Linked DNA regions of Homo sapiens: region 2 is linked to region 1. Evidence: chromatin loops called from intact Hi-C (ENCODE). Cell type or tissue: mammary epithelial cell. All regions are shown on one strand. Each heading gives the region's core, and the rest is flanking DNA. Links, peaks and the distances in the headings are about the cores only. Region 1 has its middle 15 kb from the start of LINP1. Region 2 overlaps SFMBT2 (Scm like with four mbt domains 2).

Evidence for each region. Hi-C counts contacts between places; a loop is a spot of excess contacts. Peaks named below come from ENCODE experiments on the same cell type or tissue, not always from the same donor. Only the 100,000 strongest peaks of a DNase experiment are listed, where the experiment ranks them.
Region 2: it touches region 1 in a loop (5-fold over the local background); 2 of 110 quality-filtered maps call a loop at or near these places.

The regions. Positions count from the first base shown.
Region 1 is chr10:6,717,251-6,726,787 of GRCh38, forward strand. No RefSeq gene overlaps it. Among named protein-coding and RNA genes, the nearest start is that of LINP1, 15 kb to the right of the region's middle. In mammary epithelial cell, for the core only: a CTCF peak has its summit at 4,335; DNase peaks (open chromatin) are centred at 4,391 and 5,061; H3K27ac peaks cover 2,170 bases.
Region 2 is chr10:7,255,010-7,264,546 of GRCh38, forward strand. The region is part of intron 7 of SFMBT2 (Scm like with four mbt domains 2); the gene reads right to left. Among named protein-coding and RNA genes, the nearest start is that of SNORD129, 73 kb to the left of the region's middle. RefSeq lists an enhancer at 1,798-2,997. In mammary epithelial cell, for the core only: a CTCF peak has its summit at 5,566; DNase peaks (open chromatin) are centred at 2,472 and 5,682.

The sequences.
Region 1 (9,537 bases), core at 851-8,850:
GGACAATCTATCCACAGTGGAGAGGACAATTGCCAACTCACAAACACTGATTCTATTTTATTGTGATGGTCTAGGATGAGGGTCAGCAAACCATGGCCCTTGAGTTCAATCTGGCCCATTTCTTGTTTTGCTAAATAAAGTTTTATTGGAATACAGCCAAGCTCAATCACTACATATTATCTATGGCTACTTTTGGGCTACAACAACAACAGAGTTACATAGTTTTCAGCAATATTTACTATTTGTCCATTTACAGAAACAGTTTTATAATAATTACCAGTGATCTCTGGTCTAGGGTAATTATTTCCAAGTTTATATGAAAGTATTGACTGGTCTTGGATCCTTGAGAGCAAGATTTGTATAACTCAAATACCTCATATCCTGTACAAATACCCTTAACAAAGGCAGAAGTTCCATCATCTAAATACTTTGAAAAAATATAAACAGAACCATACATAATTATAGGAGATGAATTTTAGTTTTTATTTTTTTGAGACAGAGTCTCGCTCTGTTATCCATGCTAGAGTACAGTGGTATAATCTCGGCTCACTGCAACCTCCACCTCCAAGGCTCAAGTGATTCTTTTCTTCAGCCTCCTGAGTAGTTGGGATTACAGGCATGTGCCACCACACCCAGCATTTATTTTTTCTTTTTTGTGTTTTTAGTAGAGCTAGGGTTTCACCATCTTGGCCATGCTCGTCTTGAACTCCTGGCCTCAAGTGATCCACCTGCCTTGGCCTCCCAAAGTGCTAGGATTACAGGTTTGAGCTACTGTTCCCACTCTGCCCAGCTGGGGATGAATCTTATAGCCATTCTGCCAACCTCTGGAGAATTTATTCTGTTTGTGGCAGAATAAACATTAGCTGCTCAATATCCTAGCTGAATCAACCTAAGACCACCAGAAACAAACCAATAGCCTGGTACATTTGGGTTTATTGATGTAATCCAATCGGGTAAATGGAACCCTAGAGGGCATCTCACCAAACAAAGAAGAAATAAAAGTAATCTAGATTCTGGGGAAGGGTGGGGTTTAGATGAAATTTGAATGAAGTAGTGTTTAGATAGGCTCACAGCGAAGTAGGGTAGTATAAAGGGGTCAGTATCAGATCTGCACTGAAAAATGGACCCAGGGTCCTGTTTCTATGGAAACAATGCAGTTGTGAGATAGATGTGGAAACCCCGTATCTGAAGCTCTGCCTCTGAGTTAGAGATCTAGATTGTTTCTCTGCATCAAAAAGCGACTAGGTTTTCCAGCCAGAAGTGGAGGTTTCATTCTTACTGATACAATTCCAAACAGCAAAGCTTTGGAGAGTCCATGCTTTTAGAGAACAAAGTTTCTTAGAGAGTAAAAAAGCAGTAGTGACTCAAAGAAGGGGCTGTTCTGACCTGTTAGAGTTGCAGTGTGTCCTTGGGAGAAATACTGTTCCCTGTTACTTTGAAGATGGCTTTATCTGTGTCTGTTATTCCAGCCTGATGAATGGCCAGGCATGTTTTTACTTCCTTGTTCTGAGTTAATTTTTACTTTCTCATCAGGAAGGCACTGATGGTAGGGTTGGAAGGTAAAGAGGCAGAAGCAGATGAGGTTAGAACACAATTAGTGAGGAACCAAATTCAAAGCAGGTAGGCTGAAGGGAGCTTTCCTACAAACTTCATGAATATGTATTGGGTAAATGAATGGATAGTCTTTGAATGGTTGTGAAGAGTCTCAAACATAAAGGAGCAGTAACATGTTAATGATTCTAATATTATCAGTTAGAATCTTACATAGAATTTTATGATGCTTATTTTGACATTTAACCAGAAAAAAAATGGCATGAAAAGTTCTGATAGCAGACCATCAAATGTACTATGAATGTTTCCTTTAGACATTTCTGGGATAATTTTAGGGTTATTCTTCATAGTAACTACCGACAGGTGGAAGCCAGAGTACTGAGTAACAGCAGTCTCCCTGCAGGTTTTGATTTTCTTTTTTAAATTATTTGTATAGATTTAAGGGGTACAAGTGCAATTTTGTTACCTGGATATATTGCCTAGAGGTAAAGTCTGGGTTTTTAGTGTAACCATCACTCAAATAATGTACATTGCATCCATTAAGTAATTTTGCTACCAGAAAGAGGTCCTGATCCAGACCCTAAGAGACTGTTCTTGGATCTCCCTGGAAGAAAGAATTTGGGGTGAGTCCACAGAGTAAAGTGAAAGCAAGTTTATGAGAGAAGTAAATAAACAAAAGAATGGCTACTCCATAGGCAGAGCAGCCACAAGGGCTACTGGTTGGCTATTTTTGTGGTTAGTTTTTGATCATATGCTAAACAAGGGGTGAATTATTCATGAGTTTTCCAGGAGAGGGGTGGGCAATTCCCCTGGAAGTAAACTATATCATTTAATATGGGTTAAACCATATAGGGTAACTTCTGGATGTTGCCATGGCATTTGTAAACTGTCACTACAGCAGTGGGAGTGTCTTTTAGCATGTGAATGCATTATCATTAGCATAGAATGAGCAGTGAGGATGACTGGAGGTCATCGTCATTGCCATCTAGGATTTGATGGGTTTTGGCTGGCTTCTTTACTGCATCCTGTTTCATCAGAGGGGTCTTTGTTACTTCCTATCCCATCCTTCCTGTGACTAAGAATGGCTGACCTCCTGGAGATACAGCCCAGCAGGTCTCAGCCTCATTTTACCCATCCCCTATTCAAGACGGAGTCACTCCGGCAGGGTGTGGTGGCTCATGCCTGTAATCCCAGCACTTTGGGAGGCCGAGGTGGGTGGATCACGAAGTCAGGAGATCGAGACCATCCCGGCTAATGTGGTGAAACCCCGTCTGTACTAAAAATACAAAAAATTAGCCAGGCCTGGTAGTGGGCGCTTGTAGTCCCAGCTACTTGGGAGGCTGAGGCAGGAGAATGGTGTGAACCTGGGAGGCAGAGCTTGCAGTGAGCAGGGATGGCACCACTGCACTCCAGCCTGGGCGACAGAGCGAGACTCCATCTCAAAAAAAAAAAAAAAAAAAAGATGGAGTCACTCTGGTTCCAATGGCTCTGACAATTTCTCATCCCTCACCCCTTTCAACCCTTCGTCCTTCCTAGTCTCCAATGTCTGTCATTCCATACTCTATATGTCACAGATTTTAGATCCCAAGAATGGCTCAATGCCTGAAGTCACAAGGTTTATTTCCTGAGCTGTTTCTGAAGGACAGGATGTTGTAAGTACTGTATCAGAAGTGTGTCGGGAGATAAAACTTGTGACTCTAGGAACTGATAACAGCAAAACTGAATGCGTGGCCTCTGGGCCCTCTCACTTCCTCCCTGTCTCACCTGAAGGAAGTGCAGTGTGGGCTGGTGGCAGTGGCATTCTCTATCTCCTCCCAGCTCCCAGACTTCATTCATTCTCTGAGTGATCATTGAGTCTCTCTGTCCTCTGTGCCTACAGAAGTCAGGATTCCTTGAGAGAAAGAAGCTTTCACACTTTTCGCATCCAGCGCGCTTCCACCTTTAACTTCAAAGCCTTTAATGCCTTCCATGTTCATTTGGTGGGGGAAGAAATGTACCTCCTGTATTAGTCTGTTCTCATGCTGCTAACAAAACCATACCCAAGACTGGGTAATTTATAAAGGAAACTGGTTTAATGGACTCACTCTTCCACATAACTGGGGAGGCTTCATAATTATGGTGGAAGGTGAAGGAAGAGCAAAGGCATGTCTTACATGGTGATGGGCAAGAGCGCATGTGCAAGGGAACTCACCTTTCTAAAAACCATCAGTTCTCATGAGACTTACTCACTATCACGAGAACAGCATGGGAAAGACCCACCCCCATAATTCAGTTACCTCCCACTGAGTCCCTCCCATAACATGTAGGAATTATGGGAGCTATAATTCAAGGTGAGATTTGGGTGGGGACACAGGAGCTATAATTCAAGATGGGATTTGGGTGGGGACATGGCCAAACGATATCACCCCCATCACTGATTGTTATTAGCAAAGTCTTCATTTCTCTGAAGCTGTTGATCCTTATTTGTTCACTTTGATATGACCTCGATTTTTCCAGTTTTTCTCATTTTGTCTTGTACAAATCACTGCCAGTGTAAACTCCCTACAGTCTGGAATCTTCTTTTCAGCTTCCATTCTCCATCTCTGCTCCCTTAGCCCCACCCCTCCAGGAAGCTTCTGGTCCAGCAGGACCCTTTGCAGCCTGAGGACCATGACCTGAATTAACTCCACCTTCCAGCAACTTCCAAGGGAAGCAGTCCCACTCCAGGAAGTACTGACACAAATTATGAAGTGAGATGGGCAGGGGGAATTCTGAGCTGCATGTCGAACCGGGAAACGTACCATAGGGAGGCGGCAGCAAGCTGTGGGAAAATACAGGAAATGAGAATCTGCTTCCCAAGCACCCTGAGTCATCTTGTTTAACGGGGAGATTGGTGTCAGCACTTGGAGCCGGGGGAATGTTGTGGGAGGGAATTAGCTTTGATTAGAAGCAGCTGGGAGCAGAGAGTGAATCCCCGAGGTCCTAGAATGAAGGACCTTGTGAAATGTAGTTCCATAAGCTCAACTTCACTGTTAAAGCTAAAACAATTGTTTATAGTATAAGACAAATTATAAGAGGGAAGAAAAATCCTAATCTATGCAAACTAATTAGCACCAAACCAGAGAGTAATGAAATCTGGGACTGACAGCCACGTGGGTGGGTTTGTTAGGTACCAATGATGCCAGGCAGGCTTAAAGGCTTGCTTCTTGAAAAGAAATGAGCACGTCTATACACACACACACAACACAATACACGGATGGTCAGAAGAAACACAGCAGATGTTATCTATTTGGACTCTAGGAAAGCGCTTGATGAAAATGTCCCATGAAATTTTACTTGCGAAACAAGTTCAAATTGGCTGGAATAGGAGAACTCCGATACAGCTTGAAACCTGCCTCCAAAACCATGAACCGAATGCAATGGAACTGATAAATAAATGGCAGCGGATCTAGCTGCAAGAAGGTGTTCAGCAGAATGCCCCTGGGGTAACTGTGAGAACGGAGTATATTAAAAATCTTTATCAATGAGTCAGAAGAACTAGTCACAGGATGCACGTGAATTCTTCCAGGAATACGAACTTGGCTGGTGTTAGAGGAAGCACAGATCAAGTCTTAGTGCAGAAGGATAAACAAAGAGGTTAGAAGTGTGCTCAAGAAGGAGCAAGGAAGGAAGGAAATGGGATCCACCTGGGAAAATAGTAGCCCGCTGATCTGTAGAAGATTAGGCTGTAGAAATGCAAAAGGAGAAAGATTCAGGAGGGAGAGGAAGGAACACATTCAGTAGGGCTTAGCCATGCTGTTCAGTGGCCAGCAAGGGAGAACTCAGGACTGTGGGGCCTGGAGTTTGTAGAATTTGGGGGGCCTTCCTTAAGCAAAAGATAAGTTATTAATTTAAAATTAGGTACAGGACCTTGAAAGAGACTGGAGGAAAGGAGGGACTGGAAAGATTAAGGTCACTGAGTTTCATGGTGAATCTGCCTAAGCTGGCTGAGCCTATCATGAATAAAATATTTTTTTCTTCCTGGTTTGAGTAAGAAGAGAGATTGGTATGTGTGAGTGTGTGTGTGTGTGTGTGGTTGAGGGGGCGGTGCTTGTGGGGGAACTAGGGACTGATGGTTCACTAGTTGGGTGCTATGGTCTAAATGTTTGTGTCTCCCCAAAATTCATATCTTGAAATCCTAATCCTTAAGGGAATGGTACTTGGAGGTGGGGCTTTTGGAAGGGGATTAGCTCCTGAGGGTGATGCCCTCATGCATGGGATTAGGGCCCTTATAAAGAGGCAGGTGGGAACTTGTTTGCCCCATCCACCTGTGAGATTACAGTGAGAAGATGTTTTTCCATGAAGGAGGTGTGCCCTTAGCAGATACCAAATCTGCCAGCACCTTGATCTTGGACTTTCAGCCTCTAGACTGAGATAACTAAGTTTCTGTCATTTATAAGTGCCCAAGCATACTAAGACATTGGCTAGCAACAGATACTTAAGGAATTTCAAATATGTGTCAAAATTATATTAGTCATTTTGTATACATTTATTATATATACAAATACATAATACATGTATGAATTTATTGCTTTAAAGGTGTTTAGAGTGGAGTAGGAAAACCAAATGGTTAAGCAGATATGTAAAATAAATACATATCTGTATTTAAGCATTTCCTAAGAAAAATCTGCGTTAGCATAGGAGGCCTGGGTAACAAATAGTATTTCCATTCGTATGTACAAGTGAATTCCCTCTGATGCAGAAGGCAAATCCGTAGGGTGTTCTGGAAAACCACACAGGAGGAGGTGGTTTAGAAATAAGTCCCAAATTTCCCATGGGATTCAGGTTGGAGATAGGGAGATATTTCAAATGGAAAAGGCAGGTACTAAAGCACCAGAGGTAGGAGAGGGAAGTTTTGTGCAGACACACCAAGGTGGAGTAATCTTACTATGGAATTACTTAGAACAAGAAGGGAGGAAGAAAGGGATGTGTTAGCAGGCGAATTAAGAATTTAGTATTGTAGAATGGATAAAGAAAATGTAATATATATATATATATATATACACACCATGGAATACTACTCAGCTATAAAAAGGAATGAAATAATGGCATTCACAGCAACCTGGATGGAGTTGGAGATCATTATTCTGTATAAATGAAGTAACTCAGGAATGGAAAACCAAACATCATATGTTCTCACTTATAAGTGGGAGCTGAGCTATGAGGATGGAAAGGCATAATGGACTCTGGGGACTTTGGGGGAACGGGGGCAGGAGGGTGAGGGATAAGACTACACATTGGGGGCTTGTACACTGCTTGGGTGATGGTTGCACCAAAATCTCAGAAATCGCTACTAAAGAACGTACCCATGTAACCAAACACTACCTGTTTCTCCCAAAACTATCGAAATAATAATAATAATGATAATAAAGAATTTAGCGTTGTAACAGGCGATTGGGGTAAAGATATGTGTGTGCGTTTAATGCTAGGTGTTTTAAAGAAAAGAAAAACCGTTTGAGCCTAGAGAATGTGGTTGCCATTGCCCCACCTCATGAGAAAGCACACAGGGAGCATGGAGAGAGTGGCAGAGTGGAAGGCTGAGTGCTCCCGTACTGGAAGCTGAGTGTTCTCGCTCCGTGCCTGGTGCTTCATTGAAAGTCCGGGTGATGTCTGTGAGGTGGGCAGGAAAGGAGAAGATTATAGGCAGAGAAACGTGTGGTGGAGGCTAGTGTAGGAGACAAGGTCGTGGCAGATGTTGATAGAGGACACTTGGATCAAAAAGCATGTGCTCAAAGATGCATTTCCTGGAGTACACTTTGTGGAAAACAACTCTGCTGGGGTTAGGAGGCAGGATCAGCACACAACTGTTTAGTTTAAACCATTTGCAGTTGCTATTTTTGCAGGTCAAAATGGTCAAATTTGACAATTTCATGTGGTTCAAAACAACTGGTAAAAATAGGTTGATATGGTTTGACTCTGTGTCTTCACCCAAATCTCATCTTGAATTGTAATCCCCATCTATGAAGGGAGGGACCTGTAATCCCCACATGTCAAAGAAGAGAGTTGATTGGATCATGGGGGCAGTTTCCCCATGCTGTTCTCATGACAGTGAGTGATTTCTCATGAGATCTGATGGTTCCGTAAGTGTTTGAAAGTCCCTCCTTTGCTTCACTCTCTCCTGCCGCCTTGTGAAGAAGGTGCCTGCTTTCCCTTTTGCCATGATTATAAGTTTCCTGAGGCCTCCCCAGCCAGTGGAACTGTGAGTCAATTAAGCCTCTTTTCCTTACAAATTACCCAGTGTTGAGTATTTCTTTATGGCAGTGTGAGAATGGACTAACACATAGGTCTTCTTGTAATAGCAAATGTGGGACCCTGCGTGTGACAAAAATAAAATCTTTTATTTTTCCTTTGAGCAAGTGTGAAATTTGGCCAAGGACATGGAAATAGAGCAAATGATCTTTCTCTGTCTTAGGTGGGAACTAGACTAAAGGAACAAATGGAAGGCAGAAGCCACAGAGCTTTCAGCGACAGGATCTCTACAGCTCTAGGCAATATCATAGGATCTTCTCCTAAATGCTGGAGGCGGCCACCTCCCTGTGGCCTGTGATCTGTTCTCCGACAAGGACAATATCCTGGGGAACAGCTAGGGAGCAGGCAAGTCCATTTGCTTGGTCCCACTCCAGTTCAAAAGAGCTTTAGCTTTGTTATCCATGACCATCAGTTCCTAACAGTGTCAGTCCCCCTCCCCAAAAAGCCTCAAGCTTAGAATTTCACTTTCAAGCCCTAAGCTAGTTGATATACCCCATGGCAACAGCAGTTGTTGGGAGGTGGGTGGTGATAGGTTAAAATAATTTTTAAGAGTTATTCCATGAAGGAAAATTTGGGTCAACTCTGGGTTAATGAGTTTTTTTTTTAATTTTTAAAAATTGTGGTAATAATACACATAACATAAAATGTACCATGTTAACCATCCTTAAGTGTACAGTTCAATGGCGTTAGCTACATTCACATTGCTGTGCAATCGTCACCATCATCCATCTGCAGCACTTTTGCATCATTCCAAACAGAAACTTTTTCCCCATTAAAAGAATAACTCCCTGTTCTCTCTTCCCCCAGTCCCTGGCAAGCTCCCTTCTACTTTCTGTCTATGAATTTGGCTATTCTATGGATCTCATACAATGGTGCTATAGTCATCCTTTTGGGACTGGCTGATTTTACTGAGCCTAATGTCCTCCAGGTTCTTCCACATTGTAGTATGTGTCAAAACGTCCTTCCTTTTTAAGGGGTTAATGAGTTTTTAATTTAGATTATTTCTTTTTAAGGAAAGAAGGAAGATCTGGCCAGGTGTGGTGGCTCGCACCTGTAATCCCAGCAGTTTGGGAGGCCGAGGTGGGTGGATCATTTGAGGTCAGGAGTTCGAAACCAGCCTGGCCAACATGGTGAAACCATGTCTCTACTAAAAACACAAAAATTAGCCAGGCATGGTGGTGCACCCCTGTAATCCCAGCTACTCAGGAGGCTGAGGCAAGAGAATCACTTGAATCTGGGAGGCAGAGGTCACAGTGAGCTGAGATCATGCCACTGTATTCCAGTCTGGGCAGCACAGTGAGACTGTATCTCAAATAAATAAAAAATAAATAAAAATAAGGAATTAGAATGTGCAGCATTTCTTTACTTATCTGACCAGGTAACCATTGATTTCCTGGAGTAGCTCAAAGCACAAAGCTCCATGAAACAAGGTATGGGAAATCCTGGTCCAAGCCTTCATTAAATGGATTCTCTCTGGCTCACCCACGAAGTGTGTGGCCTGGTGATTCAGTGTCCTGTGCGGTGCAGCATGCAAGTGTGGCTGTCTCTCTTTCTCAGGGCACTGCAGCATCACCTTATGACGTTAAAGGTACGCACAGAACTAAAATAAACCCCGGGGCCTTTGGCTGATGTAGCATATTCCCTCCAGTCTAGACAGCATCCTCAAGTCGTGTCTTCGCGTCTGGATGAAACCAGCCAGCCTGTGAATCTGCTTGCTGG
Region 2 (9,537 bases), core at 1,538-9,537, 540 kb after region 1:
AGACAGAACTGCTGAGTTCTGTGGTGTAAATGTCCATCCATATTAGTATATGAGAAAAGATGCAGCTATTCTCATTGAAAAACAAATCTAATCACCCCAGACCACTTACTTTGGGCTGTTAATGCAGTCGGAGGGCATGCATTCATTTACACAAACACCCAACTCATCATCCTCAATGTCAAGGACAGAGAGAGTTCCTGGGTCCTGAAGACAATTCGCCAAACCGATTATGTACTAAGAGATAATGGAAAATTCACTGTCATTTGAAAGAGACATTCTTGGCCTTTGCAAAGCTCTAGAGAATCATTCACACTTTGCAATTATTGGATCAAGAATGATGTTATTCCCGTTATCAGGATATATTACTAAGTCCTTAGTAGATTTACAAATATGCCTGTCACATTAAAGAAATACTGTTTACTTCAGAGTACTGGAGTCTGGTCAAATTGCGTACAGAAAAACTGCTCTCCTTTAATAAATGCCAGCAATGTCATTCCCATCTACATTCATCACTACCCATTTTTATTTTTGCCCTAAAGTAGTTTTATATTGATCAAAAGTAAAATGCCATTCATTTTATTGGAAGACTGTCTTCACAGGCTACTGTGGCAATGTCTCTTCAGGGAACCTTATTTTCAGCAGACTGACGTGGTAAAAGTGGTTCTATCTACATCAACTTCCTTTCTGCACCCTGGTTTCATCAGCTTTATTCCCTCCAGAGCCTGAGCAGTTCTCACTCTCCTACTAAGATGTAGTAACTCTGTGCTGAGACTAACTAGGTTCTGTGTATACAAACTGGAATCCCAACTCTGAAAATCCCAAGCCCCAAACCTGAAACTTTTTGAGGGCCAACAAGATGCTCACATGAGATGCTCATTGGAGCCTTTTCGATTTCAGGTTTTCAGATGCTCAACAGACAAATGTACTGCAAATATTCCAAAATCTGAACCCAGAGACACGTCTGGTCCCAGGCATTTTGGATAAGAGATGCTCAGGCTGTAATATCAAGTGGACAGAAACAGCTAACATGTTGTAAATACTGGCAGGCATGCTCCCTGCATTGTCATTTTCTGCTGACACAGACTGTGGGGTGGAATCCCTCTTGTGGGAGGAAATTAAGATTTAGAGAGATGAAGTTATCTAAGCAAGGGCACACAGCTACCAAGAGAAGCCAGGCTTCAAACCCAAGCAGCCTGATTCAGTCTGAGCCCACCCTCTAGCCACCAGGTTATATAACAGACCACGGAACAAAGACCAAAAAGGATTTTTAAAAAATCAATAATTAGTACAAGCAAACAATACCACTACAACCTACAACCTACTTAAAGCCCCCTAGAATTTTCTTTCAAAGAGAGCTATTGCTAAGTTAAAAAGTGATAGCTACTAACACTGATCATTTACTTAAAACCTCCAAGTTTTGCTGTTAATTCCTCGCACTTTTCAGTGGCTTAAGAAAAAAGCATGTGAGTGCATTCCAGTCCTAAAAATTACTTCCAAAATGTTTACCTACAGCCAGTCACAACCTTCATCAACAATTAACAAATACCATGACTACTTTTGTGTGTTTATACAGTAAGCAATGAAGATTTAGGAAATATGTGCAGCAAAATGTCCACAGTGCTTCATCAATTATCCTCCATCGATACCGACTTCCATGCGATGTTATCGATGTTAACCAAGACAGGTTACTCTGACCAACGTGGTTAATCTAGTACACGTGGCTGGCTGCAAAGTCCACACCAACCCCAGCCTGGGACTGGTATTTTAAACACTATGTGACAGGCACCATCCTATGATGGACGCACAGGAAAGTAGTTGATGTGATTGCTGACCCTGAGAAGCTGGAAATTTACTTAGAAAATCACTGAGGTCAGGAGTTTGAGAGCAGCCTGGCCTACATTATGAAACCCCATCTCTACTAAAAATATAAAAATTAGCTGGGCGTGGCGGTGGGCGCCTGTAATCCCAGCTACTGCGGAGGCTGAGGCAGGGGAATGGCTTGAACTCCGGAGGCAGAAGTTACAGTGAGCAGAGATCACGCCACTGCACTCCAGCCTGGGTGACAGAGCGAGACTCCGTTGGAAAGGGAAGGGGAGGGGAGGGGAGGGGAGGGGAAAGAAAAGAAAAGAAAAAACTGTACAGTGAGAAACAGGAAGTAGAGTATCACGCTGGAAAAAGGAGTATGGACAAACTGCAATATCTTGGTGTCCTGACTTTATAGTTTTGGCTTATGTCTCACTTTTTTCACTTAAAACAGGGGTCAGGAGGATCCCACAACGTCAGAGCCTGCCCTGGGTGCACTCACTACCCACGGTCACCCACCACTTTCAACATCTGCCTCTGATGAAGTCCCTGCCTTGCCAGTGGTTGCTGTGCCTGGAAAGGGACAGCACCTGATTCAGGAGGAGTGAACCATCGCTGCGGGAGAAACACACCTGCCTGGATATAGTCATCATGAGTCAGCAGCAACTCATGTCTCTGGCAGGTGCCAAAGCTTCAGGGTGAACAGCAAAGTTCTTTATAAAATACAGTATACACGTGGCTGTGAGTATTAATCTACAGACAGCAATGGAGAGTATTACTAACAGAGAGACAGGAGAAAGAGAAGACAGAAAAGAAAGAACATTCATGTCTGCTGGGCCTGCCTGAACTTGACTCATCTCCACATTTACTTGAGGGGCTTGAAGAACCGAAGCTTATGCTTTTAAAATGTCACTATGTGGCTATCACAGACTCCGAAAATAGCTAATGCCTCTTCCCATCGCCACTTTATTAGATAAATACATCTCACATGATATAAAATTGTGAAAGATGAGGCACAGGGGAGAACAAGTTCTCATTAATTAATACAACAAAATTAAAATGTACTTGGTGAGGATTTTCATGTAAAAACAAAAAAGGCAGTGAAATCATCCTTATGCAGAAACCAAATTCTTTTTTCATTGAGGTAGGGTCTCTGCCACCCGGGCTGAAGTGCAATGATGCAATCAAGGCTTGCTGCAACCTCCGCCTCCCAGGCTCCAGCAATACTTCCACCTCAGCCTCCCGGGTAGCTGGGACGACAGGTGTGCACCACCATACCTGGCTAATTTTTTGTATTTTTTGTAGAGATGGGGTTTTGCCATGTTGCTCAGGCTGGTCTCAAACTCCTGGGTTCAAGCAATCCAACCGCCTCAGCATCCCAAAGTGCTGGGATTACAGGCGTGAGCCACCGTGCCTGGCTCCAGGAACCACATTCTTAACCTGAGTTCCACAATCAAAAGCTGCAGGAAATTCTCCCTCTGCAGCAGCAATCTCAGTGTCAACCTTCGGTCCTTTGCTTCTTCCTTTCGGCTTATTTGGATATAAAATAAAATAGACAAAAAACAGATATAGGATTCACCCTGCCCAGTTTTTTTAAGCAACAAAATCTTTTAGTGTATTGTACTTACACAAAAATACTGCACAGTATATAATTTTTTCAGTTCCAACATGCCAGTTTTTTGGTCCAAAGGGAACTCAAATATTGCATGTGCTTCTTTTCAAGGCCTCCATTAATCTGCATAATTTCTAAGACTAGGCTTCAGTGAAGTCAATGGAAGGTTTTAGTTAGTATTACATTCAAATTAATATATAATGAGCTACGCTTTAATTCCTCTATTCGTATCAGCATGCCAGGTCCCGCTGAAAAAACCATCCAGAACCATTTATGATATCATTCTTCTTTTGTTTTACCAATGACCTAGTGCTCAGATGTTCATTAGAAAATTACTCCCGTAATACTAGTTTCATTGAAAAACAGATATTAGGAGGCCAGCATTTATTAAATCAATAGTATTATGACATTTCAATTTGATCACACTGATTTCAATTTAGCCAGTGAAGTATTTGTAACAAAAATGTAATTTTAAAATCTATTGCTGAACACTAATAAGCATTTCTATTTTTTACTTACAGAGGTAAAGAGCGATTTTGTCTAGTAGCTGTGCATTCAATCAAGTTAAAAAATAGTAATGAGAAATTTAGGACCGTAGTATCATAGATCACAACCTGAACCACACAATTTACAACAGGCAGGATGTGGTGGACGCTGAGGGGGCCCCTAAATGCATTAACTCAACTGCTGTCATGGAAACATGACGCCAGCATGCTTCACAGAAAGAAGCAAGAGCTGGGAAGGCGCAAAACTTCTCCACCCAGCAGTCTGAGCTTCTGTTTTGCCCTTCCCAGACACCAACGTGGAGGCCAGTAAACACAGAGAGCTTGCAAACCCCTCTACGTGCTCTGCCACAAGTGGGAAGCCTCCCCACTGGAAAGTGCCCACTGCCAAGCAGCCTGGACTGGATCTAATAACAGCTTCAGTCTCCAGAGCCTTCCTCACACCCCAGCTGCCCTCGGCTCCCTCCATCAACCACTTCCAGGTGAGAAACAGGGATGGTCAGCCTCAACACTATTGGCCTTTGGGGGCCAGAATCTTTGTTGGGGGGCTGTTCTGCCACTGTAGGATGTTGCAACTGCATCTCTGGGGTCTATCCACTAGATGCTGACTGCATCCCCCACCTGGGACAACTGAAATGTCTCCTGGCTTTGCCACATGTCCACTGAAGGGCACATGCCCCTGGCCCCTGAGTTGAGGACCACTGATTCAGATTCGGTTAAGAGAGAAGTCAGGTATCGCTGATGAGACACCTGACCTTGTGGTCTCCTCCCCCTACACTTCTGATGAGCTTCCTCAGCATCAGTGGATTCTCTCTGCCTCTGTCTCCAGCATTAACTCACTCTAGTACCCACCCTTCAGCCCCTTGGTGTGATCAGCAGTGCCAACCAACCCTGTTAATTTTGACTCACTCTGATGCTGTCTCAGCAAGAACTGGAAATTCACACTTACATTTGTGCCAGTCTACACTGCAGACCCGGTGCTGCCAGTCTACACTGCAGACCTGGTGCTGCTGTTACCCTCCCACTGCCTCCACTTTGAATGTCTAGTGTATAAGATTCAAAGATGCTGTTATGAATGACAGCAATAACCATAAACAATGGTGACCACAATATGGTGGTACAAGAGGTGCTTTGCATGCACAGGACAATAACAATAACTCAAGTACTCCTTAACCCACTGCCTACTACCACTATGGCAGCAATGGGTTCTCTGTTTGCAAGGAGTAAGCAATCATTTCCAACCTACAGACAAGCAGACCAGTCACCTGAAATGGTACTGGTCCCCAAGGAAGCCTTTATCTATTAAAGGGCCTTCTCACACAAAGACCAGACAGAAAACCCTACTCGACCTGGTATAAACCATAAGGAAATCCATTATCTCACACAGCAAAGGGGTCCAGAGAAAAGGCAAGTGAATAGAAAAGCCTGGTGAACAGAGCCATGAGCAATGTCAGAAATGGCCTCGGTTCTTTTCATCCTCCTCCTTCCACACCCTAAATATGACAGCTTTCCCCAGTCCAGCTCCTCCCTTGTGGGCTCAAGATGGCTGCAGAAACTCCAGGCCTCTCAGGCAGAGCAAGGCCCCCTCTTCCCTATGCTGCTTCTTCAAAGCAAGGAAACCTATTCCAGAAACTACCAGCAGATGTCCTCATTTATTACTGACCCAAATTGGTCACAAATCTCTCCCTAAGCCAATCACTGACAAGAAAAATGGGGCCACTCTTCCGGCTTACACCACTGGTTCTAATTCTACACAGGCGGCATCTACCACATTCCCCAGTGCAGACAGTTATTTGGCAAGGGGCAGGGGCAGTTGTCACTTAGTACAATAAAAAAATCATCCTGGCCAAAATCCCAGGAGAGCCCTCGTCAAAAGCAACTGAGTAATAAGGAGTTGAGCAACATACTCCAGTTCAAATACCATACTGAATAGGCAACACTGAATACTCTCAGAATTCATTTTCTGGTTCTTTGTTATAATAATACTGAGTTTGCGCAGTCTTTAAATACCCCAGTTTAACAAAGAAACATTAAAAAAAAAAAAGTGTGGCCTTGGGTTTGAGGTACGTCTGTGCATCCTGGCTCACCCATGGTCTCTCTGTATGAGGTATGACTAGAAATTAACTTCTCTGAGCCTGGCAATTCCTGAACTTAACCAGTAAGACTCCTGTGCCTCTCGAGTCAGGTTACTGTGGGGATGTGAGATAGTATATGCACAGTACCCAGCACAAGGTCTGCAGCCCGTGGGTGCGAATCACTAGAAACGCTCACCAATTCACTGCAACACTTTCCAATGAAGAATGGTTTTTGAGTTCCTATGATTCATCTATGGCTTCAATTATGTTTTTCCTTCGTACCTTTTTATGCTATCCCGAAAGGTCTGAAAGGTTAATGCATATTCCAAAAACGTCCTCAAGGTGAGTGGCTTATCACACAGAAAGCCAGGGTTTGTAACACTCTGGCCATGCCTTGGCTCCCTGTCCCATTGTTTATAGACCTGCAGTCTCTCAGAATCTTCGGATGCTCAGCAATGACTGAGGATCAGGGAGTGCATGAATCAGTACAGACTCACAGGCGAAATGACCAAATGTTCTGATCCCTTTGCCGGGTGGGGGTTACGTATGCAGGCATGTCTGGATGGATTTACTTTTAGGAGAATCCAGATGCCGGCAGGGAAAAGAATAAATCCTGTTGTGATCTAGAGACTTTGCAGGTCACCACAAGTGCAAGATCTTGTTAAATATTAAGGAGCTTTAAAGCAGGTTTCCACTCTCCTAAACTGAGCCTTTCCTTTCATCAAGTTGTTAAGTGCAGGACATCATATATTCATGTAAAGGTTTATCTGACATGTTCGTGCTGGCCTTTCTGGTTATAAATGGCACTGGCGACAAAACTGGAGGCAGATTTTATCTTATCCTTGACTTTATGTCATTGAGACAGGCAGATTCAAAGTAGGGTGGCTGGCGGAAGGACGGAAGAGAGAAAGCTCAGGAATGAACAGTCCCCACACCTTTTATTGACACCCAGCAAAGTAGGCCAGCCTCCTCAGTGTGCCCTCCCTGGGGGCAGGGGTGACAGCGCTGAAGGGCAAGGCCCGGTGGCATGGCCACACCACTGGGCTCCCCTTATTACATGGGGTCCTCATTTTCCATTAGCTCTCAAACCTCTGAAGTCCTAAAGTTAAAAGAGAGAAGCTCAAACTTCTCTTTACATCAGGTTTCTCCCTGGAGCAAGTGTCTGTTCATGAAAGGCACTACGGGGCTTAAACGGGTGGCCTAACTTGCAAAAGGATTGGTGGTTTTTTAATGTTTTTTGGAGGGGGGATGGGGGAGCCACCTCCAAACAATTTTACCGTGGCTTAAATCCACAATAAGATCTTCTGTAGATAAAAGAATTATAATCTTTTCTTAATTATTTTTATTAATAGAGAATGGAATAGAAAATGGCCCAAAAAATAAAAAATCAGGCACAATGATCACTTTGAAATGTGTCTAGTTTTATAAACAAGAGATGTATCCCCTTTGCACACCTCCAAATCCCATACACCAATTACGCTAAGTTCATGCTAATATGATCTCACCCTCCCTGCAAGTTCCCCGGGAACTGGCAAGAGCCAGAATTATCCGCGGTAAGCAGAAGCCATTTGGGAGTGAGAACTCCCGGAGCAGATAACTGAAAGTTGACTAAATTCTTAAATTCTTAACGTTTAGGATTAAAAGCAAGTTGCTATCTAACGGACTGCAGACAGCGGAGCTCAGGCCCCAGTGATCAAGCAGCTGCGATGGCGAACTCTGTATAGATCTGGATTTTGCGATTTTTATAGTTACATTTATTGTTTGACCAATGTTGCCCTCTTTAGTGTGTCTCTTATAAGATTTTCTCCAATACTCATAAAAACTAGATGGCCCCGCTGGTCCTTTTTTGCCATGGAATTCATGTGCTTCAGTTCAAGTACCCAGAACAGGCAAAGGATCCCACAGATGAACCCCACCTCGCAGTTCTGTATGTTGCCAGGGACGGGTATTCAACGAACTGGACTTCTCTGGGGTTTTCCACCCAAAGAGATTCTGTTTAACAAACCTCTTCAAGTCTGTAAAGAAACGGGAATGGCAACAGGAGGTAGGGGAGCACGTACTCTGCAGAACCATGCTTTCAGGCCCAGACACTGGGGATGCCTGAGAGAACAGACCCGGCTCCAGCCATGGGGTAGAAACCTCCCAAGTTCAATCAATGGCACCGAGATCACAGAGGGACATGCACCAGTCTGCTAACAAAATCACCTACCATCAAAACAGCCTCTATTTCTTTTCTTTTCTTTTCTTTTCTTTTTTGAGACAGAGTTTCTCCCTCGTCGCCCAGGCTGGAGTACAATGGCGCGATCTCAGCTTACTTCAAACTCCACCTCCCGGGTTCAAGTGATTCTCCTGCCTCAACCTCCCGAGTAGGTGGACTACAGGCACGTGCCACTAATGCCCAGGAAATTTTTGTATTTTTAGTAGAGACAGGGTTTCACCATGTTAGCCAGGCTGGTCTCGAACTCCTGACCTCAGGTGATCCACCCGCCTTGGTTTCCCAAAGTGCTGGGATTACAGGTGTGAGCCACCGTGCCCGGCCAACAGCCTCTATTTCAAAGCCATTTGGGGATAACATGATGAGAAGGAGATATCCATCATGTATCCCACAAACATTAACTGCTAAATGACTTGGGGAAAAAATTAAGCTCTGTCTCTATATATGGGCTTAAGGCAAATGCCTGGAGAATGTAAGTGTCCCACCTGAAGGCCAAACTCAGCTACAAGTGTTTGAATGTTGCTGCATTTAGCTGCTGAATAAGGGAAAAAGAAACCAGTCACCATAGAAACTGCAGCCTCACAATCTATCGTAAGAGAAGCCCGCGTCTTCCTTACCCCTTTGGCTGTACCAGACGGAATGAGAAAGAAAAGCTTCTCTCTCTTGGCCACATTTAATCTTCTCTCCTCAGCCTTTAATCTAGGTCTCCGATGCTAAAATGTAGGAGAGATTCCCTCCTAAGGGTTAAATCTATAATCACACTGACAGGTACATCATTGAAAGCTAAGAAAACACTGAAAAAAAGCACTGGATGTGGAATCTTCAGTGCTATGAGCAGCATGAACACTCTTAGTAGAGAGGGTGTCCATGCAGGGAAGGTCTTTATTTCTTTCTTGGTTTGTGTGGGGAAAAATGGCCTCACACAGCATTTCTTATTTTAGCCTTCTCTACATGTCCGTGTCCCTTCCTTTATTAAACATCGAGAAATAGAGAAAGCAAGATACTTAAAGAAACCATTTCAGGTACAGTTTCAGACCCAACCAAACCAGACTCAATGCAGTGCACTGCCGTGACTGCTAGTCCTTTATTTACGGATTTCCAGGGTGCCTTTTATCCCTTATCAGTGATGTGTGTATAATCTCGATACTTATGTCAAAGACGACAGAGACTGTGCTGCAGAAGGACACCAAGACACTGGGTATTTTACGGAAGTACTTAGACCAGGCACACATTTGCTCTGTTCTGAGTCCAGATGCAGTACAAGCCTCAGTTATCATGACCTTGGATCCCTGTAACCTCCATGAGGTACAGATTCTGATTAGGAACTGG